4 separate regions of the Homo sapiens genome follow, and regions 2, 3 and 4 are each linked to region 1. The links are chromatin loops, found by intact Hi-C in ENCODE. Cell type or tissue: endothelial cell of umbilical vein. All regions are shown on one strand. Each heading gives the region's core, and the rest is flanking DNA. Links, peaks and the distances in the headings are about the cores only. Region 1 has its middle 18 kb from the start of QTMAN. Region 2 overlaps ZEB2 (zinc finger E-box binding homeobox 2). Region 3 overlaps ZEB2 (zinc finger E-box binding homeobox 2). Region 4 has its middle 710 kb from the start of LINC01966.

Region 1 (7,972 bases), core at 1,173-6,172:
CGGTGGCTCAGGCCTGTAATCCCAGCAATTTGGGACACCGAGGTGGCTGGATCACCTGAGGCCAGGAATTCGAGACCAGCCTGACCAACATGGTGAAACCCCATCTCTAATAAAAATACAAAAATTACCTGGGCGTGGTGGCAGGCATCTGTAATCCCAGCTACTCGGGGAGGCTGAGGCAGGAGAATCACTTGAATCCAGGAGGCAGAGGTTGCAGTGAGCCAAGATTGCGCTATTGCACTCCAGCCTGGGAGACAAGAACGAGACTTCGCCTCAAAAAAAAAAAGTGTACAAATGTACAGAAGTGACAGCTTGTTTTCTTGATATAAAATGGATTTCTTGGTTTGCTCAAAGTTCCAAGGAGAATCTGAAATTATATTAATTTGGCTAAAATAAGAGAGTGCTAGAGTGACTTACCACCAATAGACCTGAACACACACAAATATTTTATTTGAAAATATAGCAAGAAAAACAGTAACAACTATGAATGTTTTGTATGCCAAACACTGAGCTATAAGCATTTTACATTCATATCTTATTTATACCTGATAATAACCCCAGGAGTTAGGTGTTATTCTTCTTCTCATTGAGCAGATAAAGAAACATAATTACAGAGGCTGAAGCACACAGTTTGAACAAGGTCACACACCAGTAAGCGACAGAGCCTAGATTTTGACTTCTCTGAAATATACTCCTCCCTTAAAGTGGTTAAGAACTATTTAGTGCCCTTACATCCATTATGACATTCTATTCTCACAGCAAACCAGACTAAGATGAGAGACTCAAGTAATTATTCCTATTTACAAGTGTGGGGACAACTGCCCCCCAGAAAACCTACGAAGTCAACAAGCATTTCAACTGAACCACTGTTCACTGAGTGTGTCTCCCAGGAGCTGTCCTACTGCCCTAGATGGGGATAGACTCTGTCCTTCAAGGAGTAATTAATCCTATTCAGTACGACCATTAATAGAAGTTTTGAAAACCATTGACTGATGAGTGAAACATGTTTACATATTAGGTAAAGAGAAATGATAGCTGTGACAGGATAGGGAGAAAGAGAGTGAGAGATGATCTATGGTAAGGAAAATGGATGGCAGGCATTGTGGAAGACAGAAGCAAGAAAGATCGACTGCTTCTGCAAAGAGTTCTATCCATTGTGATTTTTCCCTGAGGTATGAAGAGAAACAAACAAGAGATTAAGAAACTGCCAGGCTGGCCAACATGGTGAAACCCCGCTTCTACTAAAAATACAAAAATTAGCTGGGCATGGTGGCCTGCGCCTGTAATCCCAGCTACTAGGGAGGCTGAGGCAGGAGAATCGCTTGAACCTGGGAGGCGGAGGTTGTAGTGAGCTGAGATCGTGCCACTGCACTCCAACCTGGGTAACAGAGCAAGACTCTGTCTCAAAAAAAAAAAAAAAAAAAAAACAGACTGGATTTGTGTTTCAGGTTTTTGGCTAATGCTAGCTACATGGCTTAGGGTAAGTCAGTCATATTATTCCTGAATCTCAGTTATCTGTCAATAAAATGAGAGGTTGGACTAGATCAGTAATTTCCCATTTCTTCCCTATACCACTCCTAGTCCCACTACCAAGAGAAAAAACACTTTCCAGAAATTGTATCCTTCCAGAAATAATAATTAATGTGTATATAAGCCATATACAAACACACATGCCCATGTAATACACACACATCCACTTTTTTTACATAAATGAGATTATGCTATGCACATTTTTTGCAGCTTACATTTTCCCCTTAATTATAGATCTTAAAGGTATTTCTCTAACAACACACACAGATTCATTTTTCCTTTAAAAAACAGCTATTTAATATTCCATTGTATGAAGGCCCCATAATTCATTTAGACAGGCCCCTGTTGAGAGACATTTAGGTTGTTTCTAAGTTTTTGTTATTACACACATTGTCTTGGTAAGTCTCCTGGATCAATTTAAATCGTCATTGTTTGGCAGAGAATACACTGATCTTTATAGAACTCCTGAAGCATTGTCACAGTTCCCAGGGTTCCAGAAAGCACAGTTTGAAAACTAGTAAACAAGATGACCTTAAATTTCTTTTTCTCTAAATTATATGAAACGCTGTTAATTTTTAAAATGTGTTTCTCTCACGTATTATTTTGCAGCATCTCCTAACAGCTTTGTGTGAGTAGATATGTCTTGTCTCTCAAACCAGATTATAATCCACTGGAAGCTACTGATTGCTTAGCATCTTTTTGCATTTCTCAAAGCCTAGCCTAGCATTTAGTGAGGCATAAGAAGTGCTCAATAAATACGTGTTGAATGACAATTAGAAGAGAATCAGGTTGGCAAAATGGAATACTTAGCTATATTTCTCTCTTGATTGTAGTTGTTCAAATAGGAGTGTGGATACTTATAGTTAACCTTGATTTCAGTGTAAAGAGCCTCAGTGGATTAGAGGCAGTTCACATTGTCACTCAGAGAAGAGGACATGAATGAAATGGGCAATTCCTCCACGCATGCTTTGCATTTTCAGGATTGCCAGCCATGCACTACTCCGGAGGTCCCTTTCATGTTGTGGTCTATATAAATGGTGCCTCCTAGAGTTGTACTCTGGGTGGCTAAATTCATGAGGAATGCAACATGAATTGGGCCCCCACGACTCATACAGGATGTTAGCAAAATACGTATTTCCCTCTTTATTATGAGGAATTTTGTTCCAACCGTCATTCTCTCCATTCCTTGAATCTCTAGTCCCTCCAATTCTACTTACTCTTTCCATATAAACATGCTTACATCTCTCTCATCATAATAGTAGTAGTCACAATGAAGAAGATGATGGTGTTAAGGTTTCTATACTATTCAATAGTATTAGTGATAGGTACCTTGACTTAGCTCAATAAGCGTTTCTTAGTTTTTGTCCCGTTTATCTCTCAGCTTCATTCTCCCACCCTCTCTTCCATCTCATCTTCCCTGTGTTTACACACTTAATTTCTTCTTCTTGAAATACCTGTCTCACCTTCCCCTACTTTTCCTACCTTTACACCTTCTTTGTAATACCAACTTTTATCATTCTTATACATCTACCTCAAGTATCATCTGCTCCAACATGGATTGATTTTTCTCCTCTCCCTAAATTGTAAACTTCTTGCTGTCTTTTTCTACTTTGTATTTTTAATATTTAGAACAAAGAACAAATATTAGTTAAATGAAAGAATAAATGAATAAACTGTATTTTGATGGGGTTGTCTTGAAGAAGAGTGCCTATTTTAAATCTGAAAGCCCAGATTTTGAAAATGTAGTAACTGTACCTTAATACTCTTTAAAGATTATTATGAAATGGTAGATTTAGTTATAACTGGTATAAAGTACTTTAAAGCAAATGAGAATTAATTTTTATAACATTTCTCCTTCTACTCAACCCTTCTTTATTATATTATTAGAACAAACATGGAAAATAAAACATTTGGATCCAGAAAAAACATGAAGCTGATGACCATATTTGTTAACAAGTTGTAACACTGCCAAACAAGAGTCAATAAAAATTGCTCAAGAGAAAATTGGGGGGAAACAGATCTTGTAATACCTTTTTTTCTAAAATGCAATGAAACAATTTTCCTTTTTTGTGTTTAGTCATCTATATATTCTTTCATTCTTGTTTTTCTGCATTCGAGTTTCTGCCTTGAACTCCTTATCTCTGCAAGCCCTTCTCCTTAATGTTCTTACTTTATCTCTCTTTCCACTGTTTTCCTCCAGGTTTTCTAAGTCCATCTCCTCCCTCTCCAGGCTTTACTTGCCCCCTGACCCCTTCTTCCTCTCCCAGGACTGTATTTCCCCTGCCTCTCATTTGCCTCCCAGCAACCTAAGCAGAACAATACTGGAAGTCGCACTGGCACTCTGACAAAAAGGAGAGCAGCTGGAAAGAAAACTTTACTCATAAAGAAGGAGACAAGTATCTTAAAAATATCTGTGGGAAGGTGTTTGCTAAATCATCTGCATCAGATACGGAACTTTCATCAATATGGTTTCCACTTGGGTGGAGGTGGGCCAGAAGCACCTTCTTGGGCTAGATGACTAAGCAGACACAAGGACTTACAGACCTCAGTAGCTTAGGCTTGAATAAAATTCAAGATCCCCCGTCCCCCAACCCCCCTTATTTGTGTTTTTTCTTTTTTTTCTGAAAGCCCCATCGCAGGAATTCAAAGGGCCAAATTCTGCCCTCGGTTGTGAGTCATGATTCCCTTGAAGCCAAGGAGCTCATATGTATGTACTCAAAGGAAGTATTGGGCCTTGGGGACACAGGTTAAATAACAACAGCCCGGTCGTTTGTTTGCTTATTTGCTTAAACCTTTATAAAAGAAGCACAAGGCCTGCTGTACCTGAATGCCTTTTAATAATCATTTTTAAAATACGCAGTAGAATTTAAATTCCCACAGTGGATCTCCTGCATTACAGGAGAAATAATAACAGTCTATCTTACCCTATGCCCATGTCCAGGAGAGAGCCGTAAGCAAGGAGGCAGGAATGAATTTCTAACGTGCCAGTCTTTCACTGAGAAAGTTCTGTTTTTATCCCCAGGGAACTCAACACAAGGGACTGAAATCCAGTGTTCCTTGTAAACTGCATGAAATACCTAAACAGCTTTTATTTTTTCTGAGCTAGGTTGGAGGTAACAAGGGCCACTCCACTGGCTTTAGGAAAAACAAAGATGTACAAGCTGGAATTCCACCCCCAGACTTCTCCCTTTAATGCCTTCCTCTCCTGATTCACGTGCCCTTTCCTCCTGTCTCCTGGAGTCTCCTCCCACAGAAAATCAAAATCGTATCAGGTCCCTCTCCCAGAGGGTTTTCTTTTTCCTACCAGTATAGAATCAATGTGTTCTATTTCATCAAGATAACAACTGTATCAGGTATTTTTTTTAAAACCAAGGTAATTTCTCTCACTTTTAAGATGTGTAAAAATTTTATACTCTGCCATTCCTGCTATAATGTATTTTTTATTTTAAAAACTTTTATTTATATTTTATTTGTTTAAAAGATGTAATACCCCAGTGATTATAAAACAGTAAAAATACAGAGACAAAGCAAAAAGTGAAAGCTTCCTCCAATTTTTTTTCTTAGAGGCAACTACCATTCACAGCTCCCAGAGTATTATTGAAAATTATTTTTATTTTTTAAATAAATTATCTTCTTTTATTTCTTTTTAGATGTTCTTATATTTTTTCTTTATTCCTTAATCTCTGCATTTGTTTCTGATATTTAAAATTTTAAATATAAAATGAAATATTGAAGATGTTGAGCAGATAGTATATACTGTTGTCTGTCTTCCAGACCCTTCTCAGTTCCCCACTCCCCAGGGAGTTTTTTAGGGGCAGACATGAGTGTCTAGACACCTCTGGGCTTTTTCTAATATCAGCCCTGGAATGTGGCACCTTCTCTGCCCAAGTATAGATCTGCCTGCTGGCAAATTCCTTCCCTCTAGCTTGTCCTTGTTTTTTGTTTTACAGGCTAAACACAAGTGAAAATGTCTTCCCCTTCGTGTTAACTCCAACTATTACTTAGATGCTCAAATGCCAGTCTTCAGAGTTCATTCTCATCCTCCGTCCTTTTTTTTTTTTTCCTTGGTCTGGGACTTTACATTTTGGGTCATACGGTGAAATTAGGCCCATGTTTGTTTCTGTGTATACAAAGGAGTAAGCTGAACCAGCATTAACCGAACAAGCAAACAAACAGAACTTAACAACATTGACATTGTTTACAGATACTAGAGAACTGAGAGGAAAAAAAAAACTTACTAGGGTTATGTAGTAGTAATATGAACTATATTATTTCTGTGAAACAGTTATTATTTATATCTAAATCCTAAGGTAGACGATATTAACAAACTCTGCCATTTGTTATGTGTTATTCATTTATCCCACAAGCAAACGTTTGTTGCCCAATGAACTTTAAATTTTGTTGTAAATATAATTTGATTATGCATGCATTAGACATTGTTTTATAGGTTCAGCGCCCTCCTTCTAGAAACATCATCTCCATTCTTTGGAATGATTTCTGTTTCAAATGTACACCATCCAGCTGACCAGCCAGTATGAGCTGCCATATTTAATTGACCCCCCAACACATGACCATTATCAGTGGATCCAGGGACAGGCACCAGACCCAACCTAAGCCAAAAAAATTCCTTCCCTGGGAATTTTTGAATGAGAACTGACAGTGAATCCATTTTTGTTCAGGCGGAAGCTATGAGGGTGGGACCTGAAACCGGAGCTTCTGGCTACTTTGTTTCCAACCCCATGGAACAGTAGATCTCTACCCCAGCTGCACAGTAGAATTACCTTGGGAACTTTTCAAAAAATGCCTTGGCACCAACCCCCAGAAATTCTAATCCGCTTGGTCTGGGATGGGACCCAGGTGTCAATATTTCTTTAAAACTCCCCCAGGTGATTCTAATGTGCAGCTAGTGATGAGAATTACTGAACTGGAAAAAAGTTTACAGTGAGAAAGAACAGGGTCATGCAGAAGAGAGGGCCAGAGGAGACACACAGAAACACACACTGGTGGCAAATTAACCCTTGTTTTAGGTATTCCACGGGGCGAACTGCTTCCAGACTTTTTTCTCATTGTTCTGTTGACGGAGTCTTTTTTCAATTACCTGAGATATTCCAGTGTCTTTCCAATAAATCCTCCTCTTTTATCCTAAGCTAATTTAAGTTGCATTTATGTGATTTGCAAACAGAAAAGTCCCTACTAGCTCTCTGTTTTTGTGTTCTCGGGCTTAATAGATTTTTACACTTGTAGAATAGTTTCTCTCCATTCATGTACTCACTAATTTAAGCAACAAGGCCCATAATATCCCAAGTTCTGTACTAGTTGCCAGGAATACTAAAGCAAAGATACTACAGTCCTTTTATGTGAGCAGCTTCTACTCCAGTGAGAAAAATGGGCATATCAGCAGAGAGCAATAGCAATATAAGAAGTGCTATAATAAATGTATTGACTGGTTACTACAAGAGCACCAAGGCAATGTATGGTCAGGTGAAATCATGGAAGCCTTTGCAAAGGAGGTGGCTCTGGTGTTGCTGGAGGAGTGACTTAGTGTCACCTGGTAGACAAGAGAGGGTCAACATGTGGAGCTACATAGCCAAGGGCTCATAATTATAAAACAGGAAGGCATATTAGGGACATTTAAGTATTTTTGTTACGCCTGGGCCTGAAGGTATATATGTGCTGCGGGAGAGAGATAGAGACAGAGGTCAGATAGGCTATTGACACCAGCATTTGCCATGTTAAATATTTGAAATTTTGTCCTGTGGGTACTACAGAGACTTTGGAATGGCTTAGCTAGAGCAGTGATCTGAACAGATTTATATCCTGGAAAGATTTCTCTGTAGAAGTAATAAGGCAAAGGCCTGATTTTCAGGAAGGAAACACATTAGGAGGCTGTTGCAATTGTGCAGGAGAGAAATGATGAGACCCTGAACAAAGACTCTGATGATAAGAACCTAGTAAGAAAAAAAAAAGAAGGTAGATTTCCCCGGATAAGATAACCAGTGGAGGTCAATTAAAGAGAATGTGTATGTGAAAGAAAGAGGGTAACAACCAAACCCTGAAGAAGGTGTGAAAGGAAAATAAATCTCAGGACCTCCAAAATCACTAAATCAAAAGGAAAAGTCAAGCTATGAACTGTGTCAGGAAAACCTGTCTCCCATTTTATTCCTGAATAAGATAGCTGCAAAAATAAAAATGCTACATACCTCCCTCACGATTTGCCCACAAGGAATTTCCTTGTGGGCCTCAAGATTTTGTATTTATTTTTATTTTTTATTTTGGAGACAGGGTCTTACTCTGTCACCCATGCTGGTGTGCAGTGGCCCAATCATGGCTCACTGCAGCCTTGACTTCCCAAGCTCAGGTGATCCAAAAACAGTTCTGTTGAATTTCACCTTGGCAACATAAATTGATAGCTTATCTCCACTGGTGCAGGAGAAAGGACAGA
Region 2 (7,972 bases), core at 953-5,952, 110 kb before region 1:
TCTTTTCTTTCTTTCTTTTCTCTCTCTCTCGCTTGCTCTTTCTTTCTTTCTCTCTCTGTCTTTCTTTTTTTGTTTTTTGTTTTTTGTTTTTTGTTTTTTGAGACAGGGTCTCACTCTGGCACCCAGGCTGGAGTGCAGTGGCACAATCATGGTTCACTGCAGCCTTGACCTCACAGGCTCAAACCATCCTCCTGCATTAGCCTCCCAAGTAGCTTGGACCACAGGCATGCACCACCATGCCCAGATAATTTTTTTTTTTATTTTTTGTAGAGACGGGGTCTCACTATGTCACCCAAACTGGTCTTGAATTCCTGGGCTCAAGTGATTCTCCCACCTCAGCCTCCCAAAGTGCTGGGATTACAAGTGTGAGCCACTGCACCCAGCCCATGTTTTCAATAAAGATGGTGCTATTTGAAACTATGGCATGTCACGTGTATATTATTTTATTTCACCATGTGTTTAAATGAGATAACCAGGTGCCAAGAAAGCTTCAATATTTGCTTAAATAGCCAATGTGACGGAGAATAGGTAACCTCTTTTCTTTTTTTTTCTTATGATTTGCTTTGGCTATTAGTTTTGAAACATACATGTTATATTCCCAATTAGATCTCGTTACATCCTTCACAGGCTGTCCAAAAATTTCCATACTTCTAACAAGAACTTCGGTTGACTGAGTTTATATTATATAGTTTTTCTGTCCTTTGCCCTATTTCTTTCAAGGCCTTTGAGTCAGAAGCATTCAGCACCACGGCGTACGATAGCCACCATTTGCTTTGCCCTTTTAACTTTGGGGGTTACTTCTGACCATAGTCCAACTGCTCAGAAGGGCTTTTTCACAAATTGTTTACCGTGGCAGTTGCTACCCTATTGGGGTTTGCATTCAGAACCCATAAGCAGAGAGCAATGGTGTCAGTATAACAAATAATGTGTACAATTTTTTAAAATGCTGAATTTACCAAATCCCCATATTATGTTTTCACACTGCTCTTTCAGAAACTGTGCTAATACAATACTCCTATAAACTGATCTTGGTCCTGGCAGGCCCTGTTGGAACTAATGGGGCCTGACAGTTCTTCAGTTAAAAATTATACATGAGGGCCACTTTCCCTTAAATTATCTATTGTATGCCAGCTGTTCACAACTGCACTGCTTCACTTTCTTTGCAGTGCTAGAAATGTCTAATTTTCTCATAATATCCATAGCAACTATTCTCATGGAGGGCATTGAAGTTAGTAAGACTTCAAACACACCTTCACAGAAATCATGCTAGAGTTGCAGTTTCCATTTTCTTTAATTTTTTGGTTCTGAAAAATGTTTAGATGGCTCATTTTGCCGGTTTCATGCCATAGCACTTGAGTTATATCATAATTTCTCATTTGCTGCACAACTTTATTCTATTTTTATGCTCCTAAATGACGCAGCTCTAAGTACCCGTGAGTGGCACTTCCGTGCTGTGAGTGCTATCAAAGGCAACCTCAGATGGATAAAACTCCTGGTTTTTTGTTTTCTTTTGTTTTTTGTTTTGTTTTTGTTTTGTTTTTGCTGGGGAGGGGAGAAGCGGAGTCATCACCAAGGGCCTTCTTTTGTTTTTCAGGCATGTTAAAACTGTATAACCAACAGAACCATTTAAAAGGAAGAAAAACATCACCCAAGTTCCGTGTCTGAATGAAGGCTGTCTTCTCAAATGCTCCTCATTACTCCAGAGCAGTTATATTTGGATTATAATTAAAACGAGGCTTCTTTTTTTTCTTTTATTCTTCTTTTTTCCCAGAATGCCTCAAGTGAAGTATTCCTCCCAAAGTTATTGCACCTCTTTACTAACAAGTGCTGGGATTTTAATAAGCCTGTCCCCCCTCCTTACCCTGTACAGAGGAAAGGATGGCAAAGAGTGGCTGTGGTACAAAGGTTACATATTCAGTGATATTTTCTGCTTTTATTGGTAAAAATGGGGAGGTGGGTGGAGGATTTCCTTTAATTATGAAATAAGTGTGATGTTAGTAGTTATTTCTGTAACCTGGTGAAAATGCTGCATATTTCAGGCCTAATTTTTAGCATATGTTACCACGTGTGTAATAAAACGGTGATCTGCGCTCTCCGAATCTTTTGGCTGTTAAGGAGCACTCTGATTATAACTAGTTGCTGTAGAAACCTGGTCATCCAGATGCTTATCAAGAATGCATTATTATTTTTTAAACCTTGGTGGAGAAGCCACAGACTGCAGCAGTTGGACAAGGTCACATATCGATGGAAGTGACATGTCTTTCCTCTTTCCATTGTGTGATCGTCCAGGGCCTGGGGGCATTAATATGCAACGGTTCTGTTTTTCTTTCAGAAGGACTTGTAAACTCTTTAAACAGAGGCACACAGTTGCAATTGTTGCGGTACTGAGTGGGTGTATAGAAGCTAGGGCTGCAGCCTTGTCCAGTTGCAGATAGAATAAAACTGACAATGATGCAATGGGCCTGGCATGTAGACAACTCTGTGGGATGGATGAATGGTGCGGCTCTCGCTGTCCCTCCGGTGGTGGTAGGCCCTGTAATAGCTAGCGTAGGAAGGGTGGTGAAAATTGATATGCACTATTACTACACGTATAAAACTTAACACTGGGGCCATTGCACAGGTGGGGGGTTCCTGTTTATTGATTTTTATGAGTTTGTTAGAACATGCGCTTAATGCTTTTATACTCCGGGAGCTCTGGGAGGGCTCACCTTAGGTAATAAACCTTTCCGTACTTTGCAATCGCTCACAATTTACATGGGGACTCACATTATCCAGTACAAAGCCCAGCATTCCCCTTCTACTTGGTTTTAGGAGTGTGATAAAAAAAAAAAAGAAAAAGAAAAGAAAATAACTATAGCACTTACTTTGAATTTTTTGAAAACCTGTCCACTCCCGCTATGAAAATGGCCCCTAATTCTAATTACTCATATTTCCAAGAAAAATTAGTCACACAAACTTATGTTATGTGTTGTCTCAGAGGTTGAAAGCAAATCAGGTTTCCAATAAGACAGTACATCAAACAAAGTAGCATGTTCTTGATGCCGATGACTTTTTTTTAGAATTATGGTTGGACATTTTTGGCAGACAGATTGTCTTTTGCTCTATCAAAATGACAGTTTCTTTTGTAACTGCAACATTCATAATTAGAAGGAGAGAAGCAATCTGCCCAATTTAATATACTAAAAGAAGTTTAGAGTCTCTGCTAGTAATTTCATTATTTTTAAATTTGAATTAATTGACTTAAAATAATACAGTTAAGAAGTATAACCAGCAGGATTATGGAGAAAGGTTTCTTTTTCCTTAAAAAAAAACAGTGCTCTCAGTGTTACACTTAAGATGAGATTGAAATTTTCTTTTTTACGCCAGGTGCCCCGTTCTAAGATTCAGAGCAGCAATGTGAATATTCATCCTTGCAGTGGAGCTGAGAGAAGTTGTAGGGCAAATCCTGGGAACAAGGTCACTTTAAACAAAAAAGTTCTCCAAGTTTCCCATGCTTATAAGGCTGGCTGGGCTTAATTAAAGTCAATGGATGACCAAAAAATAAATAAATAAATAGAGAGAGAGAGAAAGAAAAGAAAATGAAAGAACAACCACCCACCCCATATCAGTCTCTTTCTAGGCCTCACTTCACATTGTATACCTTAGCCGTTGATGTTCAAGCTCTTTACATAGATCAAGAATAATATTTCTTAAATCCCTTAACAACACTGACGTGTCCATGGTTTAATCACTCTTCCCCAGTCCACATCTCTAACCTACGTCACTTGGGTGGCCCTCACCCACAGCACCACAACAAAAACAAAGCCAGAATTGCATTCAGAATGAAATCATCATAACATAGCAACCTTGTTCAGGATGTGACCTTTGGGTTTCAGCAACCCTGTCTTATGCAGCCCTGGCCAACCTTAACCTTTCCTGTTGGCTCGGAGGGTAACCTTTCTTCATATTTTCTTCAGGATCTCTCCTTACGGGACCCAGTATGTTGCATGCCTATGATGCACAGGGCCAAAAGTTTCGGAGTGTTAAAATCTACGAGCCTGTTTTCCTCTATGAGAGAATGAAGCCTGCACTCATTTTAAAGAATACATACGTAGCAAGATCTCTTTTTACCCTTCCTGTATAATTTTGGTTATGCTTAACTCTAAAGGAAACCAATTCTCTTTAGCTCTGTTACCTTATTTCGTACCTTAGCTGATTGTCATCTTTACATGAGCATCAGATATGGATGTGACAAAGATTTTTTAGAAATAATAACGACCAGTGCTTTATGAGTTGTGAAGTGTTTTTCTCTCCCACAAGAAATTACAACACAAAGTGCCCTATGCATTTTTTTAGTATGTTGATAAGACAGCAGGAAATTTTTTAACCCTCAAAACTTTCTGATTATAAGCTGTGCTCTAAATTTACACGGGCAGTGTTCCAAGTCCCACACTCCTTTACAAGTATATCATTACAGACCTGCAAGTGAGAAGGTAAATTTCCCCATGGCAGTTCTGAAATCTGACTTCAGGCTAAGAGGCCATGGACTGAGAGGGCTGATTGTGCTGGGTACCTACATATCAAAATCTCCTCTAGTATTTTAGTAGTTCCTTCTGTCCTTTTTGCAGCCCCGTGTCCTACAGAAGTGACATTTTGTTCCATTTTCATTTATCTTACTCTCCTTAGTTGTATATCAAAAGATATACACATTTATATAACCCAAGAAGCCAGGGATTAAAGCACAATATTTCTTAACACAGCTTCCTCTAAGATCTCCAGTAGCTACCTAATGCTTAAAGCTTGGGCTGACGTGGGTTATGGGGTTATAGTAGCTTTATAGATATTTCTATTTGTGTATGCTATGTTTATATATGTAATACATATATGTGTGGCTTAGGGCTATACTGACATGTTATTTTCTATGTGTTCATTTATTATAAACAGCAGGCAAGCAGACGTTTCACCTCACACCTCACTCTGGTCTCTATCATTCAAAAAATATTGCAAGATTCCCATTCTAAATTAAATACATCCGAGCTTACGTCTTTTATCAATTCTTTATTCTTGGTATCTCAAAATTCTGGTCTTCGTCCTTTGTCTCAAAAAGGGAAACTGCTGAAAGCATTTCCACCTGGATGTTTAAATTATTTAAGTTGCAGGAACCAGACCTTTTCCCTCCTGAGTAGTTGTGGGTTTTAAAGGCTAAAATTGCTTCATCATGCCAAAGTGAAAGTATGCATAAATTATTTAGTTAAACCTGAGAAAATACAGACTTTTCCCAGTGATCTTTCAAGGGCTGCCTACTTAAATTTCAGAAGAATGGGCAAGATTTTTTTTTCATTCTCTTAGAAAATTGAAGTATCTCTTGTGTCTTCTGTCAGTTGGAATGTGAACAAAATTACAAAATGGTAATTTTTTTAAAATTCCAAGCTTCATAATATCCAGTATATCTATATCATTCCAAGGTGAATACTGTGATAATCAATCAATACCAGGAAGACTCCTCCAGCTGGCGAGAACTGCAAACCCTCTCTCAATGTATTCTTAGGAAAATCAGGCAACTTGTTATAGGTCTTTCCCTAGTGCCAACCTAAAGACTGGGGGGCATTTCCGATTCAATTTCTAGTCATCCAGAGTTGGTATTTCAGTTTTAAAAGTAGAAAGTTAGGTAATTTTAAGATGTTATGAAAACTTTGTTGACATTTTTAATTTGCTTTTTAAATTTACCTTTACTTCAGCAAATAAAAATACCAGAAAAGTGTGAAGTTGTGTGGTGGTGGTGGTGGTTGGGGTGTGTGTGTGTTTGTGTGTGTATGTGTGTGTATAAGATAGATAATATTAAAGTAGCAATGAAAACAGCCCAGAAATATAGGCAATTGAGGCCCAATTTCAAGTTTCTGTAGCATAAGGCATGTATATTACAGAATGTACCACATTATGTATCTGATCTCTAAATTCGCCTTAGTATAAATGCTCCAAGTACATTCTTATGACCAAGAAAAGAATGGTATTTTTAATTGAATACCTAACCTCAAATCCTGAAAGAAACATTAATTGGGACAGGACAAAATGTCAACAAAAAAGTACTTATGTGAGTTATTTAGTATACAGCTGTCTGTTCATTTGTAGAATCCATTTGAATTTTATGTTCAGAGAAATTGGGAGATGAGAGTAAATATGGGGGGAGATTGGCATGTAAATTTGTTGAGTTTTCATGAAAAAATAAAAATTTAAAAAACCTTCCAAGCAAAATAAAACCTGTTCCATTCACAAATGATGGATGTCACTGATCCCATTAATACCTGTTACATACCAGGTCCTCTTCCTTATATCTAACTTGCTTTTTCTCCCAATTTCAGTGTAGTTGCTCTTGACCTTGCCTTTGTTCTTCTCTCCTCCTTCTCTCTTCTGCCCAGGCACAGTTATGTCCACTAAACCAGATGAACAAGATTTCATACTGACACCACCATACTCTGTTAAATAGTTAAAAATCCTATTTTGGCTTTTGTTTGCTCACTTAGATTTGTACACCCAAGGTGATGAAGAGAGCACAGATAGAATCTAGAGACAAATAGTTTCTGGAGTCAGGAATCAGATCCAGATTCTAACACGAGGTGATGTGGGAAAAAGTCAGTTAAAATTTCTGAGATTCAATTTACTCATCTATAAAATCATCCTCATAATAATTGCTCCCCCCTTCAAAGGTTTGTTATGAGGAGCAAGTGGAAAAATGTCTATTAACGGGCTCTGCTGTCAGTGGATTAATGCATAAATCCAGGTATTATTATATAATCAAACTGTCCTTTTAAATGTAGAAGAAAAGGGTTTTTAAGGCACACATGAGATTCTGGAAACGTAGACGTTATAGAAAGTCTATAGGGACTAAAAATGCATTGTCTTCTATATGCATTTATCTTGCCAGAGGTACATGCAGACCTTTGGGGGGTGCTGCTCTGGCCAGGACAGTGGTGGAGAGCTCTGACTCTTGAGTGTGAGAGCTGGAACGATTGAGAAAAGACAGGAGGGAAACTTCGAGGTCAGGTGACTTCTTTCTAACTACAGCAGGTTCTCAGATCCCTAGGCTGGCCCAAGATGAGAGAACAGTCACCAAAGAGAGTCTGGCACAGTAAGCCTAAGTCTCAGTGTCATCTGATTGTGAAATCTGCTTGTTTGCATACTCATACAGTACCAGAGCTTAAGCCCTGGCCACTGTACGGATGACTGTACAAGAGCAGAATCTAAGACCAAGGGGTTGTTTTTACTAAGGAAGAAAAATTTATTAGAGTTACTTCAAGGAAATCTATTAGATTATCTCACCAAATACATTAATAGCATCAATTATTGTATTTTACATAATTTTTTTTACACCAGATACACAGTATATTAAAGAATTTGTGGAAGTCCCCCATGTGAACCAGTATTAACCATGATAAGAGTAATCAGGACTGGCCCAAGAAAGGTAGAAATGAGAATTTATAAACTTGTCTAATTCTCATTGCTTGAAGAAAATTGAAATGAAAGAATCCAAAAAGGGATTTATGAATATTTTTTAAAGCTTAAAAAGCCCACATACTTATCATCGAATTGTCTGCTTACGATAGGAGCTGGAAGAGTCCCTTATATCCACTCAACTGTACTTACATTTTAAATGGTTGTTTTCCTTTCTCTTACACTACTACAAGAGAAAGGAAATGCCTAGGCAAATAAACTCAGTTAAAATAACTTTATGGTTGTGACACAGTTTGACAAAAGCAAAGGAAATTCAGAGTCACTGCTCACACTGTATCCTCAGCTGATTCCAACTGTGGAAAATAAAATGCTTTAAAAAAAAAAAACAATGGAACAAACTTGGGATGGATTTAGTCTTAGTCTTAGAGGCAGCCTTCTTAAATGCTGAATCTCTGAGTTCGCCATCTTTAAGTTCTTATAAGAGTTGCAATATCTGTATTCATCATAAATCTAGTCAGAGTTAAAGAAGAGTATTTGGTTAAGT
Region 3 (7,972 bases), core at 58-5,057, 76 kb before region 1:
TGATAGTAATGTTATCACATTGCGGCAGTTACATCTTAGGAAGGGATTATATTTCAGTTTTGATGCAAGTCAAACATGAACCACACTTTCAACACATAACATGAGGTATTTGCACCACATTTACAATGTGCAAATTATGTAACATGATCAAGATCTATACTTTCATGATAGGAAATGGAAGCAAATGTAAAAACTCACAACATATATATGTATATAAAAATATTTTGTGTGGAAATTATGTAGCATTTCAAACCAAATAACTGTCAGTTTAATGTAGCTTCAGTGTCTGTCTGACACCTCCTATTGGAATTCAATCGTTTAATGATTCCCTTTTGTTAAGTGTGAATGTGATTTCACACTTTTACCTGGTCAGGTAGCTTTCTTATTATTTATCAGCTAAGTACTTGATAATGATTCCTGCTGTTTGGTGGGACTCTCAAGGGAAGTAAAAATGGTCCCAGGCCAACTATAATAAAACTAAGGTAAATTATATTCAAACTAAAACTTCCGACAACACTGTGCAAACGGGAAATGTCTTGGTCTAAAATTCACTTATGACGGAGAATCGCTAAGGTATGAAATGTTTAACAAAATACAAGAAATCTTATTCCTGTGAACTTTCTCTGCTCATCTTTACATGGTAAAGTGGCCTGGAAAATTTGTTTAAATGACCTCTCTAATTCAGACCTCATGTCACCTTCATCTCTATTCCCAGGACCCACTGAGAGTTATCATTGTTTACCCCACCTTGTTTTTTCTTTGACAACATAAGCAACAAAAGCATTTTTATAAATAGGTGAAGTGGCTGGGAAGGAGTCTACCTATATGCTGTTGTGATGTCGCAGACTATAAACCATCAAACATAGGCAGAATAATTGTTTGGTATACTGGAAGGAGGATAATAAAAGCACTTCCACTACGAAAGAAAATTAAATGTGAGATGAAAGAAAAAGAAAAAAGACTGATGGCAATTTGAGTACAGTGTATTTGTTTTTCGTTTTCCTAACATACTGTGCCAAGTTTTCTACTCTTTCCGTTTCCAATTTTGCTTTCGGTGAAGGTTTCTCGAATCTCAGCAATCCCACACATAAACATTTATCGTTATATCCATTAAGCCTTAAGGTTTTAGATTTTCAACTATGAGGGAGAACTCAGCCAAAGATGCTTGAAAGATAAATACGTTTAATTAGGGGCAGAGGATGATCATTAAAGGAAGTCTGACTGCTGCAGAAGTCATTAACAATCTTAAATGAAATTTTTATTTTTATGATAGCCATTTACATGTATAATAAGAGCCAATGATTCTTGGGAGCAGTGTGACAGAAACAGAGTGTGGCGAGAACTCATGTAAGACATACTATTTAAATGAGCTGGTGTTAGCTATTCATATTTGTTAATGAACTAGATATGCAGGGCTATAAGAATGAATGTTCTGATGCTTTAAATTTTAATATCTAGAAATCAAGGGTAAGGACCAATTACTAGAATTTCCACCCTTAGAAGAATAATTAATAACAATGTAACAAATGTACAGCCCCAAACCTCTTTTAAAAAAGTTTAATTTAAAAAATTTAATATCAATAGTTGAAAAACAGCCAAACAGCAATGTCAAGCTGTAGTAGTTTGTGATTGTGGCAGCTTTTTGTGTTGGTCATGGATCATAATTCTAAACGTTTTAATATACAGTAATCCATATGAATGCATTGCAGACCCTGTTATCACCTGTAGTTAATGGTGCCTGTGATACAAGTGAACAGGCTGTTCTTTGCTCTTACCTTTATGGTAAATAAACCAGCATTCTGGAGTCACAATAATTAAATAAAATGTAAATCCCTAATCTCATTTGGCTATTTGGACCAAGAAACTTACCCGGCTATTACCTGTCTAGTTCTAATGATTACTAATGATTTATTGTTCTTTTTTTTTATTGTTCTAAAAGTGCTCTGATGTGGTGCCTTGATGTCTAATGAAAAGAAATTGGTCTTAAAAAGCTACTCATTGTTTATCCTGACTCTGAGATAACACATTTTTCTTCTGATAAAATATTTTTCTTATTTATTGTTCAAAACACACAATATAGACAATAACTCTAATTCTGGTGCAGTTTTATTTAGTAGTGTTTTATCCCCGGTGCCTGGCTGTCTACAGTCATACCTCAGCACATAGCTTTACTCTGAGATAAGCCCTCTCTCCTTTGCTCTTTCTCCCATGCTTTCTGGAGTTTGTCTGCAGGATGCAGGTTTTGAACTGAAGAGCGCAGTGGAGTTCTTACTGTGCCTTTCCGGTTCCAGCACAATCAAAGTTTTGTGTTTGGAATTGTCCTTGACATTCTTTCGTCCCACAATGGGGTGGACACAGTGTGCTGGAAACCATGACATCATTATCATTGACACAGACTTAAATAAATCACCTGCATCTTGGCCTCTTTCTGCTTATTCAAGGATTCTTCATCTTAAGGAAGAAAGTGCTCTTTATTTTTACAAATCTTCATCCCAGGGGTGACTGGAAGACGCAAACTTTTACAAGTGTTTTAAAAATAAATATACTATGTGGTTTTAGACACAGTATGCTGAGTCAGAGGTGTCTTAGAGAATGTTTAAGGTTAGACATAAGGCAGAAAGACAGCCAGATTGCCTTTAATTCGGAGGCAATATTCCTAAACTGTGTATCATTATGTCCTTCTGAATATGGATTCACTTGAAACTTAATTAAATAGGCATATACATAACATTTCAAATACATACCTGAAAAGGCTTAGTAGTGTTTCATTTTCACACATTGAGCTTGATATTCAAAAAAGAAAAAGATTGATGCTCAGTGAATCAAAGCAAAGTACTTTCTAGGTAAAAGTGACACCATCTCATCCAATGTCTCTGAAAGATCTCAGTTGCACAGTCTTTGGATAAAAAGGGTTATAACTAAATAATACTACAAAATGCAATTTACACAATGTGCTGACTACACATTTGTATACCCAGCATTTATTAATTTGGGAAGCAACCAACTACTGTAACTTCTCTTTACTTTTTCATAAGAAAATGACAATGAGGAAGGAAGTGCAGCAGAAATCTTGAACATTACCACTATTATGCAAAAAAAAAAAAAATGCTGTTAACTGTTTTCCCCTCAGTGACTTGATGTGCTCTCAGATGGAAAACTTATGATTCTTGTGACTCTTGGCTACCCGAAATCACATGAGATGAGCAAGGAAGAAAGACACAAAAGCTATATTTATATCTAGCCCTGAACTTCTCAGAAATACCTTAATATGATTCCTTGCAGAGACTGATAAAAATATCAGATGAGGGAGACTTTCAAATGATCAATGATTACAATTGACAATACAATATTGCTATATATTAAACTTCTAAATGTTTAATGTAAAATGTCTCTCTGAAAATATTTTTTAAATAAAGGAAAATTCCTTGCTCAGGAATGAATTTAAGTGGTTGTACAGCTTAAACAAATATCATTCAAATTATCTGATTATTATGAGGAGTGAGATTAAATTAGCATCCAGGTATATCTGTGTATTTTACCTTAAGAGGATCATGATTTTTCAGTTCTGATTCCATAAAGAGATTTGCTGCACTGCTTGTAAAATATATTTTATTTTATTTTTGCTGTAACATTTTCTAGAACCTGTTCTTTCATGAAAGTAGATTAGAATATGATAAGCAAAGAATGACCAGGACAGATTTGGAAATTCGTAGAGTCCTAGTTACAAAGTTTCCCTTGTTTTAAGTAAAATGATTATCACAGAGAGATATTCATCCTGGAGCATATTTGGTCTCATTAGTATTGTCATAGTAAAAATAAAAATTTTTAAACTTCACGTTTAATTTACTTAAGAGATTTTTAACTATCAGCTATCCTGCTCTGTCCTCCTACGTCCTCTACAATCTGGTAGGCAGAAAATTTGAGAGTGCCCCTATTTTTCAAATTCTCCCTTATTTTAAAATATTGCAGTTTTTGACAATGACCTTTAATTGTTTATGAATTTTTAACTTCAACATTATATATATTCACCTTCATCAGAACACTGAGCTGTTGTTATATATGTTTCCCCAGAAAATGATTATGATTACCTACAGGGGCATAAATCATGATGAGGACAAGACATTTATGGAGTAGTTGGGATAGGAATAAGGCAGGTACGTTTTAGAAGTTTGTATCAAGCAGTGAAACAGGTATTGTTGTTACTTCTGGGATATTTGTTGTACAAACTGGGCATTCCAAGTTTTGATATGTAGAATTAGGTTTTCAAAAAGTATGCTTGCATAGATTAGCACCATTATAGCCACCCCAAGGGGAAAGAAAAGCATGAAAACAAAATGTGAAATTCTGACTTGCCACTAAGCATCCAGAGTTTCCAGAGGCATAGCAGCCAGCATGCCTCTTCATGAGTGCAAATACTTAGTTGCTTTTGACTCTTATTGAAAAAATAATATCTTTCCCCCATTTGTCACTAGAACTGCCACCAGAAGAAAAGCCCTTCATTTGCTCCAAATAAGCACTTCTGTTTTTCACAGCTTGCAGTAATGCTTAAAGTAAATAAGTTCTTGTGCAGCTAGCACTATTGGATTCATTCAATTGCCTGAACAAAGCTATTGTTTAGAGGTCTACAACAAGCCTTTTCTCTGTTTCCTTTAAAAGAATCTTCCTTGTTCCTGTGCTTGGCATGCTTAGTATAGTAAGCCTTTCTACAATTCTCAAATGCTAAAGATAATTTTCCCCCACAGAAGAAATGAAGGAAGACTATGACACTATGGGGCCAGAAGCCACGATCCAGACCGCAATTAACAATGGTACAGGTGAGTTATGTTGGCCACGCTCAGATCACATTTGTCCTGTGTCATGTGGGTTTAGTGAGGCAGGGAAGGAAACAGTGACACATCCATTTGTATCTCCATGACTTAACAAGTAGTCAACTTTACAGGTCTCTGGTTTTGTTTCAAATCAAAATTTCCTACATTTTGGTATTTTACTAAGCAAATACATCTTTCATTCTCACACCCCTAATTTACCTGTGACGCTCAAGAATACTGAACTCTATGAATGGATCCTTTCAGTGCATGAGTTGGGTGAATTTCTAGTAGTAACTTTTATTTTAAAAGACTGCAAAAAATTATTTTAAAATTAGGATATGATATACCTCTGCTAGCCACCACTTGATATCAGTCGTTGAGAATTCAAATGATAAGGTGTAATTTAGACTGTAAAATTTTTTTTTCAGAAAGACAAATTTCCACGAACATTTCTCTCAATAATTAATCATCTCAGTTCCTTTTAATCCTTTCTTTACTTGTAATTCTCTGCATCCTTGAGCCCTTTTAAATAATTTTTTCCAGGCAGTTTTAGAGAAGAATTGACAAGTTTACTTATTTTTAATGAAGCTAAAAAATTACAGTGGGAAGATACTGAGTGGTGTTTTGTTTTACTCTGCTACTGCAATAGAATGGAGTTTCAGGACAACTGTGATATTCCATGTTTTTTCCCAAACACTGAATGGCATCTTCTCTCACATTCTTACATCACCAACACAAATTTACATGTTCCATCTCTCTTTTCCTAGATGAGACTATTTATTTTGTGGAGGGGAGGGGTGTTGCAAACAGTCCTCTACACTACCATCACAAATATTAGCATAGTGTCCACCATAAAATTATCTTCCAAAATAAAACAAAAAAAAAATGTAACTACTTCTACTCAACTCATCCATGAAAAATAACTTGAAGTTTTATGAAATGTAAAAAACTAAGATGATTTTACATCACCCTTATGTTGATACACATCATGATAGACTGCTCATGTTGTGTTTCTGTTTAAAATGTGCTTATTAATAACTTAAAAGCATGAATTCACTTTCCTGGGTATAAAATAAGAGAAATAATAAAAACCTATTGTCATTCTATTCATTCGAATAATGTCAATTTAAGGTATAAAAATAAAGCTGTACAATAGATGATTCTAGAAAAAGTATAGAATCAAGCACCAAGAATCCTAATTTTTACACACAGCCCTGACAATGACTAGATTGTAACCCTTGGGCAAGTCAGTTTTCCTCTTTGGAACTCAGTTCCCACAACTGCAAAACGAATAGATTCAACTAGTTTCTTGATAATAATACTTCTAGTTTTAATATTTTATGTTGCATGGGTATTATCACCATGTAAAAATAGAAACAAGATAAAATAACTTCATATTAAAACAAAAATAAAGCGATATCATGAATTAGATACTTTCTATAATGTCCCAACTCATGGGATCAAAAATGGCTTCAAGTTCCTTTTAAAGATAAATGTTAAATTTCAGCCTCCAGCATAAATAAAAGCTGATTTTGATTACCCTTATAAGCACTTAAAGTGTCACAAAAGAAAATTTACCCCACAAAGTAACAATTTACTAGCTGTTGTATACACCTAGAGTTTAAAGTGAGGTTAATAAAAATTGCTTCTATTCAGAAGGTTTAAAAATCAATCTTGAATGTCTTTTCACCAGGCTTTAAACACCCCTTTTTTCTCATAATACCTGCTGTACCTTGTAGTTCATATGTATTCAGTCAATAAATAAATCAATAAGTGTTCATTGAGTGTGTTCTATATAGTCACTGCTGTGTGCATATGTGGTAGAAGATGGGTCAGGAAGACTAAAACATGGTTATCATTTCATTTGGAAGATGAGACTAATACACCTGAAAAAATAATGATGAAGAATAAGTGAAAATATGTGATAAACCTGCAACAAATGGTAGGAGCCATAATTATTTAGTTTTTTGTTGTTTTGTTTTGATTTGTTTTGTTTTGTTTGAGACAAGAGTGTCACTTTGTCACCCAGGCTGGAGTGCAGTGGTGCAATCTCGGCTCACTGCAACCTCTCCCTCCCAGGTTCAAGCGATTCTCCTGCCTCAGCCTCCCTAGTAGCTGGGATTTCAGGCATGCACCACCATGCCCGGCTAATTTTTGTATTTCTAGTAGAGACGGGGTTTCACCATGTTGGCCAGGCTGGTCTCGAACTCATGACCTCAGGTGATCCTCCCACCTCGGCCTCCCGAAGTGCCGGGATTACAGGCATGTGCCACTGCGCCTGGCCTATAATTATTTGAATTACAGAAGTGAGAGAGAGTCTATGGAATGGGCATTCACATCAGGTTTTGTGAAGGAGGTAGAATTCGAACTAAATACATTTTCAATAGTCATGGAGGAGTGAGGAAGGGCTTTCTAATTGAAGAGGAGTCTGTGAGCCAAGAAGGGAAAGTGTGACATCTATTCAGAGGATAGTGAGTAAAGGGTTTTGGCTGAATCAGAGAGTCCTAGGAGGCAATTTCTGGGAAATAAAGCTGGACATTTAAGTTAAAGCCAGATGGTGGAGAATATAAAGCACCAGACAGAAGAGTCTGGGTCATGTTATGCTACCATGATTTCTGTGGGTGAAAACCAGACTCTGAGAGACCAACTGGAAGTCACTGTAGTTATCCAGGTGTGAAGTGATAAAAATCTTGTCCTAAGGTGGAGACAGTGATGAAATTAGCAACATGACTTCTTAACAAACAATTGATTCTCTGAATGATGGAGGCAAAATGGCTTCAAAATTACAGATCTGCATGTTTAGCATATAGCAGTACTTGCTATTTCTAGATTTACAGAAGAAGGATCTAATTTTGAGAAGATCTTGAACCAGCCTTTAGACACAAGTATTTTCATATAAAAGATATATAGATATGGGAATATAGGAATGTCCTTTGGAAATGAGGAATTGAAACCCAAGAAGTCAGGGCTGGAGATAGAGATTTGAGAGTTATGCAAATATACTCAGATCATGTTCAAGATCACACAGGACTATGAGATTTACAACTGAGTGTATTTGTTGAAGCAAGTAGAAAGCTGAGGCCAGGGCTCCTGGTGGGTGGGGAGGAAAATCAACAAAGATTTTCTTTTGAAAAAAAAAAAAAAAGATTATGACACAAGAGAAA
Region 4 (7,972 bases), core at 1,387-6,386, 1.2 Mb before region 1:
AGACTTGCATTTAGAGATTATTACTTCATTGTTAAATATTAACATTTCTCAATTTTTTGCTTCTTCCAGAAAACTGGCACTCTATTAAATACAAGCATTAGAAAGTGCTTTTGTATTCTACTATCCTCTTTGAGTTGAGGGTGATTGCATAATTAAAGCTGGCCTGAAATCAACCATATAAGAGTTGAATGAATACCAAGTCCAACTGGGGAGGATTTACCATATGAATGTTCCTTTCCTAAGACTAAAACACAGGTTAGATTTCCAAGTTTCAGAATGTTGCTCAATGAAAGAAATATGTTGCCCATGAGAAAAAAATAAATCAAATGGTGGTGCAATCTATAATCAAAGGCACCAATGGTCACAAAGCATTCAGAACAAAGGTTTGCTGAGCTAGCAAAGATGTGGAAAAAGTTTAATACATAATCCATTCTAAGTAAAAGGTCTTTATTACTAAAAGAATAGAAAAGCTTGTTGGTGGTGTATTTTCTTTTCGTTGTTGTTTTTGTTGTTATTTTTAAAAACCTCTAAACTAGTTTAAATAGATTAACTCTTTTTATAAAGGGAGACACTGTTTAGAATATGAAATATTTTGAGAAATTGAATAACATCCAGTATGCTATTTTTCACTCTAATTTCACAACCAAAAATACATTTCAAAAGAACTTTTCATTTTCTTTTCTTATTATATTTTTATTTAGGACTATTGCAAATTTTTGCCTCCTGGGTGCCTTGCAAGAAAAAGCAGAGATTCATCTCTGCTTGTTTAGTAGTTGGATTGCTTCTACAGAAAACATTTGATAAGCAGCATCAGTCCTGTAAAAGAATGCAGTGGTAGTATCTGCTTTCCCTAGACTTTAGACAGCAAGATAGAACAGTATCTGTGCATGGCAAGAAAAAAAGACATGCCTTATTTATTATTTTGTTCACAGGTAAAAGGAAATAAATGATATTTACATGAAAGCTGAATCCTTGTTTTCATTCCATGGCAAAATCCTTACTTGTTACTCAGCCTTAACACATTAAAAAAGAAGAAGCAAAACAAAAAGTGTGTCTGTACATGTGGCTTGCATATCAGCATTTGTGTGGGTGGTAAACAGTAAACCTGTGGGATGAGCAGAAGGAAGAAAATGGCCAGCATGCAATTTTAAGGAGGCATCTAAGAAACGTACAGATAAATAACTGATTGTTGTTGACCATGACAAGATAATGCATGCCATTTGCAAAAATTTTATTCTCCAAGTGACAGAAACAATTACGTTCCCCCTGAAGGAAAATAACAATATTTTAATATTATAAAATTTTAATGTTACATCTCATATAAGCCATATTTTGCTTTCTACAGAGGATATCTCAACAATAATAAAATATGTAATGATTTGGTCTGCAAATTGTGTTCCTATTCATGTTTTGCTCTGGCAAATAGGGACTGATATTCCTGAGGGCAAAGGGTGCTTTGCTGAATCTAAAGTGGTGCTTTCTTTGCTGAACCTGAAAGTTTTGCCACTGCGTAAATTTGCCTGGCCTAAGAAGAAAGGATTGAAATGCTCAGAGAATAAAGGGAGTCTGTAGGATTTGAATTCTGATGTTAATCTCCAAACACTTTTTCTTTCGGTTCCTTAAAATTCTCCGCAAAGTATCTTTCACTAGCTAGTTTATGCAGGAGTCTGTGTTCTAGACTGTGCCTGTTTTTAGCCAATCAGATGAATCAACTAGAACTGCTTCTTCTGTAAAATAAAGGGTGACAACAAGCTTTAATATTTCAGCAATGAGAGCAAACCATGGATGTACTTTACTATGGAAGTCTTCTGAAGAATTTAGAACCCTTCCCTAGCAAGTTTTCACCTTGACTGTTGTATGTACCATTATCAGGAGAATCAATTTCCTTGTGGTGCTGGTGTGATGTCGAGAGTAGAGCATGCGGGACATTAGGATGAGTGTATACTGGCCCTGGTGCTTTTTATAAATAGAGACATATCTACAGTAAATAAGAGAATACTTTCCTTCTAGAAGCATAATTACTTGAAGTAGAATGAATATGAGGTACAGGAACAGCAATCAGAATTTTAGAAAACTTGAGATTATGGCATGAAAAATATTTTTAATGTCCACTATGACCAAAATATCAGCAGAAGTGGGAGGGAATGAGAAAATCTTAATTTTGATGGGCTTAGCTCTGTTTATCTAACACATGAAAATCTCAAGTATGTGTTCAGAGGCCCTTTTGCAGACATGTGGCCAGGATCTGTAAATCCTGCTGAGAATGGTTTTGAGGAGCTGGGAGGCCAACATTAAAGCAGCTTCCCATGCTGCGTATTTTTAAAAAATTAGTATTATAAGAAAGGAGCACGGTGGATAGTATAATAGAAAGAACATTGTCTCGAGTCTCAGGAGGCCAAAGTCTAGTCCTGATTCAGTTTGTCAGTGAGTTTGTGGTGCTGGGCAATATAATTACACCTTTTGGAGTTTCAGTATCCTTGAGTAGAAAAAAGAATTTAGGGTGTCTAAGATCCTATTTCAGGAGCCCATATTTTTACACATCTAGGATTCATTCATCAAATGATCTTTATAAACCCCTAAGAACATTAACTTGTTCTCTTGGCATTTGCCTCTTCCACCAAGCCAATTGCCTTAGGGTAGTGAGATAGCAAGGAGGGATGGAGAGACTGGTTGTTCAAGGGTTCTAGGCCAGTGGTTTCCAGATATTGGAGATTTAATGTTCTGTATTCTAGCGGGCACACACTGGATGCTCTCCACATGATGCTGAGTCATTCTAGACTGTGGGAAGAAGCAAACTGAATGAAGGGTAAAAATACCAGACTGGGAAAAAGGAGTCCAGCCCTATAGTTCTTACGGCAGTAAGATTTACAGCAAGGAAACCAGGCATCAGAATGGGCACAGATAACAGTCACGATGTCCAGAACCTAGTGAATTAAATCCAGGTACAGAAGCAAAGGAAAATGAAGCCAGCAGTTGCCACAAGTCACAATAAAATGACTGAGAGGTATGATGGATCAAGAATAACTTAGCCTCGACTGGATACTGAGTTGAACTTGTCTCAGGTCTTACATTTTTATATATTTTCAGTTAGCATTCGAGGTTCAGACTAAATACTCAAGTCTCTTAGGCCAGTAATCTAAAGCAATGGCTAACTTTGCAGACTGTGCATAGGGAAACACAGCAGCTTTCAATAGGCTGGCCCTGACAAGCTATGTTTTACTGTATGTTCTTAGCCCTGTTTTGAGCCAAGCATGTCTTTAACTTAAGCAGAGAAAGTGTAGATTACATAACCACAGATTGTTGGAAAGACTCTTATACATCAAAATTTTTATCTTAAATCAAATTCCTTCATTTTCAGTGATTTCTTCATTTCTTAGGCTATGTTCCTTTCTAAAAACATGAATATACATGGGATAAGCAGTCATATCGTAGCACCTTAATATGACTGATTTGATTAGATTGCTCTCCTGGGAAGACAGCATGAGAGTGCCTGATGTTTGGGAAAAGAGTGTGATAACTAGGAAAAAAATGGAATGGAAGTGGGGTTCAAGGGAATGCATTTCCAAAAGCAAAATCTTCTCACTTCATACTTTTTTCAATCTGCATAAAAATAATCAAAAGTGATTTAGATTCTAAAATGTAAAATTGAACACCTAGGGACTTTAGATCTAATTTGATTCCAAGGTATATACAGAGCCTGCCTGTGAGGCCTTGGACTCTAGAGGGCCCAATAGTTCCTTTTACTAGTCAAGAGGAAAGCCAAACATATTCTTCCCTTAGTCTAATTCCTTTGTTCTGGAGCAGCTCTCTGGGATCCTTGGAAGAAAGGTGCTATGTAAACCATGAGGGTGTGGACTTGGATGGCTAGGGTGGGAGCCTGTGAGGTCTTGGATGGGGACATGCTTTCTCCATGTGCATTCAATTTATGATTTTTTTCACTTCTGGAACCCACTCAGGAAGCTGCTGGTGTATGTTATAAGTCTGGAAAAGCACATGCACGAAATAAATAAATAAATAAATAAATAGCCAGCATCTGCCATAGAAGCATACTGCTTCCTTAGAAATGAGTCAGTGTAAGCTGGGCTCATAGAAATAACTGATAGGCCCCAACTTTCTGGCATGATTCATCATCTCCCTTAGACTTGCTGTCAGCGGGATGAGCAGGAGAATATGAGAGAAGGAAGGAAAAGAACATTCACCCTCCTGGGTGGGACTTGTGTGATATGTTGAAAGCTCTCCTAGCTGAGGAGGGACAATTACTTCTTTATTTCACAGCATCAGGTTTGCTGGCCCCAAGATTGGATAGTTGTGGGTCACCCTTTTATTTACTTAGTACTTTGCTGAACTAAATATTCCTTAAATCTCTGGCTAGAGATTCTTATCTAGAACTGAAAATATTTACTCACTTATCCTGTAGAGTTGCTTGTGTGATTTAGATGAAATGAACATGAATTAGTTTGTATTTTTATTGTGGTGGTTACTAAAGAGTTCAGTCAACGATGAAAACAGAAAAAGCAGAATGCCACATGATATTATCAAACATCAGAAAAGGAGAGAATACTTTTATAAATGTCATTTCTTTCTACAATTAAATGATACACAAAGAGATAGATGTTGCATGTTGATTTATTTAATAGCAGGATTTCCACTAGATGGTATCTTGAAGTTTGAGTCATACTACTAATATTTGTAGAAAGTAAATATAATTAGAAATATAGAGAAGTGAGAAAAGAAGTATTTTAAGGCCTGTGCTTCTTTTTTAGGTTTATGTTTCTTTAATTTGCAATTTTCACTCTTCGTATGAAAGGCCTCATGCAGAAAGTACACAAAAAGTCCCTCTTCTACCAAATTTAGAGAAATAAGATATAAAATAGAAAAGAGTTAATGATGTTGACAGGGAAGAAAGCAATGTATGGTCCACTGGTTTTGGTCAAATTGTAGCTAACACCACAAATAAGTTGACTGATTTTTTTTTCTTTTGTGGAGAAACCTTAAATGCATTAAGAAGTAAAATACTAAAAATGGCTAAATTACAGAGAAATTGTAGATAGCGACACAAAATAAAAAGATGTACTGGGTATCTCACTGAGTTCAGAGAGACATCTCCACTTAGAGTGGTTAGAAATCTATCCTGCCTTAGATCACACTGTAATCCAAATGCGTTTTTACATTTTCCATACTTTTAGAACATTTCTTCCCTTGTACTTTCTAACCCCAAATCCCAGGCCTCAGTCTAAAAGCCAGTTTGTGCCTAATCATTGGCAATAGAGAACTAGTACAGAAGCCAGTTATTCTGAGTGAAGACTATGTGAGCTGCCATCAGCCTCTTCTCTAATACCAGCAATGTTTTCCTTGGAGCATTTCTGTAAGTTAGTGTTTCTGGAAAGTTTGTCCTTCAGACTACCAGACTCAGAATCTTCTCAGGTGCCTACAAAAATGCAGATTCCCAATGCCCAACTCAGAGCTTCCCATTCAGATTTGTCTCGGGGATCTACAACTTTTCAGGCGTCAGAGGCAGTTTTATGCACAGCCAAATTTGAGAACCTCTGCTAAACCAGCAGTAAGATATTTCCAGAGTATGTCTTCAACTATGTTTCCATTCTCAGAGAAGTAACTCTAATGATCACATCTAAGGTAGAGAAATCCCTTTGTTATAACATTTCCCTTGCTGTGAAGCAACCCTGATGAGGCTGCCTTTTGGGAATGAAAGGAGTCTGACTGAGAGGAAATGCCACTGGATTTCCAGACCTATAGAATAAAGCATCTGAAGGAGAAACACCACAAGGAAAAGCAAACTTTCAGAGCTTGTCACCAACATGTATTATTGATCCTAGAAAGCTTATGCCCTAGGAGTAGGGGACCAACTTTTTATGTAAAGATACAGATAGTAAACTACTTTAGGCTTTGTGGGCCATTTGATCACGGCCACAGTTATTCAGTTTTTGCAAAAGCAGCCATGTATGATATGTAAACATATGGGTATAGCTGTGTTCTAATGAAACTCTACTGACAGTAAAATTTGAATTTTGTAAAATGTTTACATACAACAAATTACTCATCCTTTTTTGATTTTTGAAGTAATTAAAAAATGTAAAGATCATTCTTAGCTTACCAGGCTGTACCAAAATAAACAGTGGGCAAAATTAGCATATCAGCAGCAGTTTCCCAATCATTGTCTTCAAACATTTCTCAAAATTTAAAATTCACCTGAAGAGTGTGTTACGATACAGATTACTGTTCCTCCCAGCCAGGGTTTCTGATACTGCAGGTCTCGGATAGGATTTGATGATTTGCTTGCCTAAGAAAATCCTGGGTGAGTTCAATGAACTCCAAGTGCCAGGAAAATATGTTGGTTGGTTTCAAACATTCACCTCATTTGACCAGTGTGAGAGCATTATATATTTTTTAAAATTCAGTCCTGTATTGGAAAGAACAAGAATGACCCCAAATCCGAGGAGATTGTGAGAGAATACTTTTGCTGGGAAGTTGTTGAGAGACTGATTTAGGCTTATCAACAGCAGAGGTGGAGATGTGGAAGATTTCTTGGCAAAGGAGACCTGGGAGGAGAAGAAAACAACAGAGAAACAGGGTGGAGAGTCCTAATTACCATTACATTAAGAACAGGTTCCTCTGATTCATGCTGACCTTAAAGTAATCTAATAGAGAGGCTGAAACTGTTCCATGTGAATCATTTTTCCTGAATTCCAAGTTGTTATTGTTATTTTTATTGTTGAGGAAACACAAATTATTGTGTGGTCATGTAATTGGTTGACAATTCAAAGCAACTACAAAAAAATTAAAAGGCCAGGCTTTTAGATTTAGCCTATTTGCTGCTCTGTTTTGGATAAAATGCAAGGAGCTTTGCTTCAGGGGCCTTCAGCGTGTGCTAGAGATTAAGCATTAAGGATGAGGAAGGAAAAAGATAACCCCCTTCATTTTCTTAGTACTATCCCCACTCTTCACTTCTACTTTCTAGCCTTGTCAAGCATTCTCTATTTCTAGCTGTCTCCCTCGCTCCCTATCAGTAGCCTATCTCACGGTATATATTCACAATTAGTAGTTCATCCAATCTTTTCTTCTTGACTTCTGCATCTTCTCAAACATACAAAGTCCTGAAAATTAACTATTTACCCAAACATGGGCTTATATTCTAAATAACTTATCTATTTTTAGTAAAAGGCAGATATGGAAATAAATGAAGAACTACCAAATGAAAAAAATCAAAGGCTATTTATTCAGAGCTTGCTATAGCAAGGGAGTCAGTCGCCCATCATCTGTGTTTTGGCAGAGACTCCAAAACAAGCAGAGGGTAGGGAAGCTTTTACAGTAGTGGAAAAAAGGGAAGGTTTTAGGCACACCCTGATTGGAGGCTGTTGGTGTGGGAAAGCTATAGGCGGTGAACTAGAATCGGGGCATGCCATGTGATTGGTTAAGGGTACATACTTGGCTTTCTCCCGTTGGTTCTAAGTTGGAAACTGGGACAAAAATTAGAAAAATTGTCACTTATTAATCAAGACCGAGCCATTTTGAGATGATTGTTACAAAAGTTATTGTTTAGCTTCCTGAATATATGCCTTGGGAAGAGGAAAGAGGAGTGAACCAAGCTGGGGCATGCATCTACTGAATCCCCGGCTACGCATTTAGAACCTTATTCCTACTATCATTGCCCAAAATATTTATATCCTCTTCTTGACTCTGAACACCACCTCCAACTGCCAGCACATTCCTCAAGTTCACCTCATCAGATTTGCTTAAACTAATTGTGTCATCTTTTTTCGCAAACTGGCTTCCAACGTTCAATATATTCACCTGCATATTTTTGTCAATTATAGCATTTTTCCTGGCCAAAGGGCTGCAAATGTTCCCATTAACTTGGTTCCTTTATCTTGTTACCCCTCCCTCTCCTACATTTGCCAACCACACTCATTTGGTTAGCTAACAAAGCATGCTGATTCTTTTTTAATAACATAAT

What was found. Peaks named below come from ENCODE experiments on the same cell type or tissue, not always from the same donor. Only the 100,000 strongest peaks of a DNase experiment are listed, where the experiment ranks them.
Region 2: it touches region 1 in a loop (4-fold over the local background); 1 of 110 quality-filtered maps calls a loop at or near these places.
Region 3: a loop joins it to region 1, with 7 times the contacts of the local background. A loop is called at or near these places in 1 of 110 quality-filtered maps.
Region 4: a loop joins it to region 1, with 2.9 times the contacts of the local background. A loop is called at or near these places in 1 of 110 quality-filtered maps.

Annotation. Positions count from the first base shown.
Region 1 is chr2:144,346,496-144,354,467 of GRCh38, reverse strand. No RefSeq gene overlaps it. Among named protein-coding and RNA genes, the nearest start is that of QTMAN, 18 kb to the right of the region's middle. In endothelial cell of umbilical vein, for the core only: no CTCF peak of the experiment used is centred there; a DNase peak (open chromatin) is centred at 3,857; H3K27ac peaks cover 3,034 bases.
Region 2 is chr2:144,455,960-144,463,931 of GRCh38, reverse strand. All of the region lies in intron 2 of ZEB2 (zinc finger E-box binding homeobox 2), which reads left to right. Among named protein-coding and RNA genes, the nearest start is that of ZEB2-AS1, 60 kb to the left of the region's middle. In endothelial cell of umbilical vein, for the core only: no CTCF peak of the experiment used is centred there; DNase peaks (open chromatin) are centred at 3,791 and 4,431; H3K27ac peaks cover 1,801 bases.
Region 3 is chr2:144,421,638-144,429,609 of GRCh38, reverse strand. ZEB2 (zinc finger E-box binding homeobox 2) reads left to right here. Exons shown (of 10, transcript NM_014795.4): 4 at 4,743-4,814. Among named protein-coding and RNA genes, the nearest start is that of QTMAN, 93 kb to the right of the region's middle. RefSeq lists an enhancer at 2,154-2,448. In endothelial cell of umbilical vein, for the core only: no CTCF peak of the experiment used is centred there; a DNase peak (open chromatin) is centred at 2,299; H3K27ac peaks cover 1,360 bases.
Region 4 is chr2:145,590,291-145,598,262 of GRCh38, reverse strand. No RefSeq gene overlaps it. Among named protein-coding and RNA genes, the nearest start is that of LINC01966, 710 kb to the right of the region's middle. In endothelial cell of umbilical vein, for the core only: no CTCF peak of the experiment used is centred there; a DNase peak (open chromatin) is centred at 4,072; H3K27ac peaks cover 1,363 bases.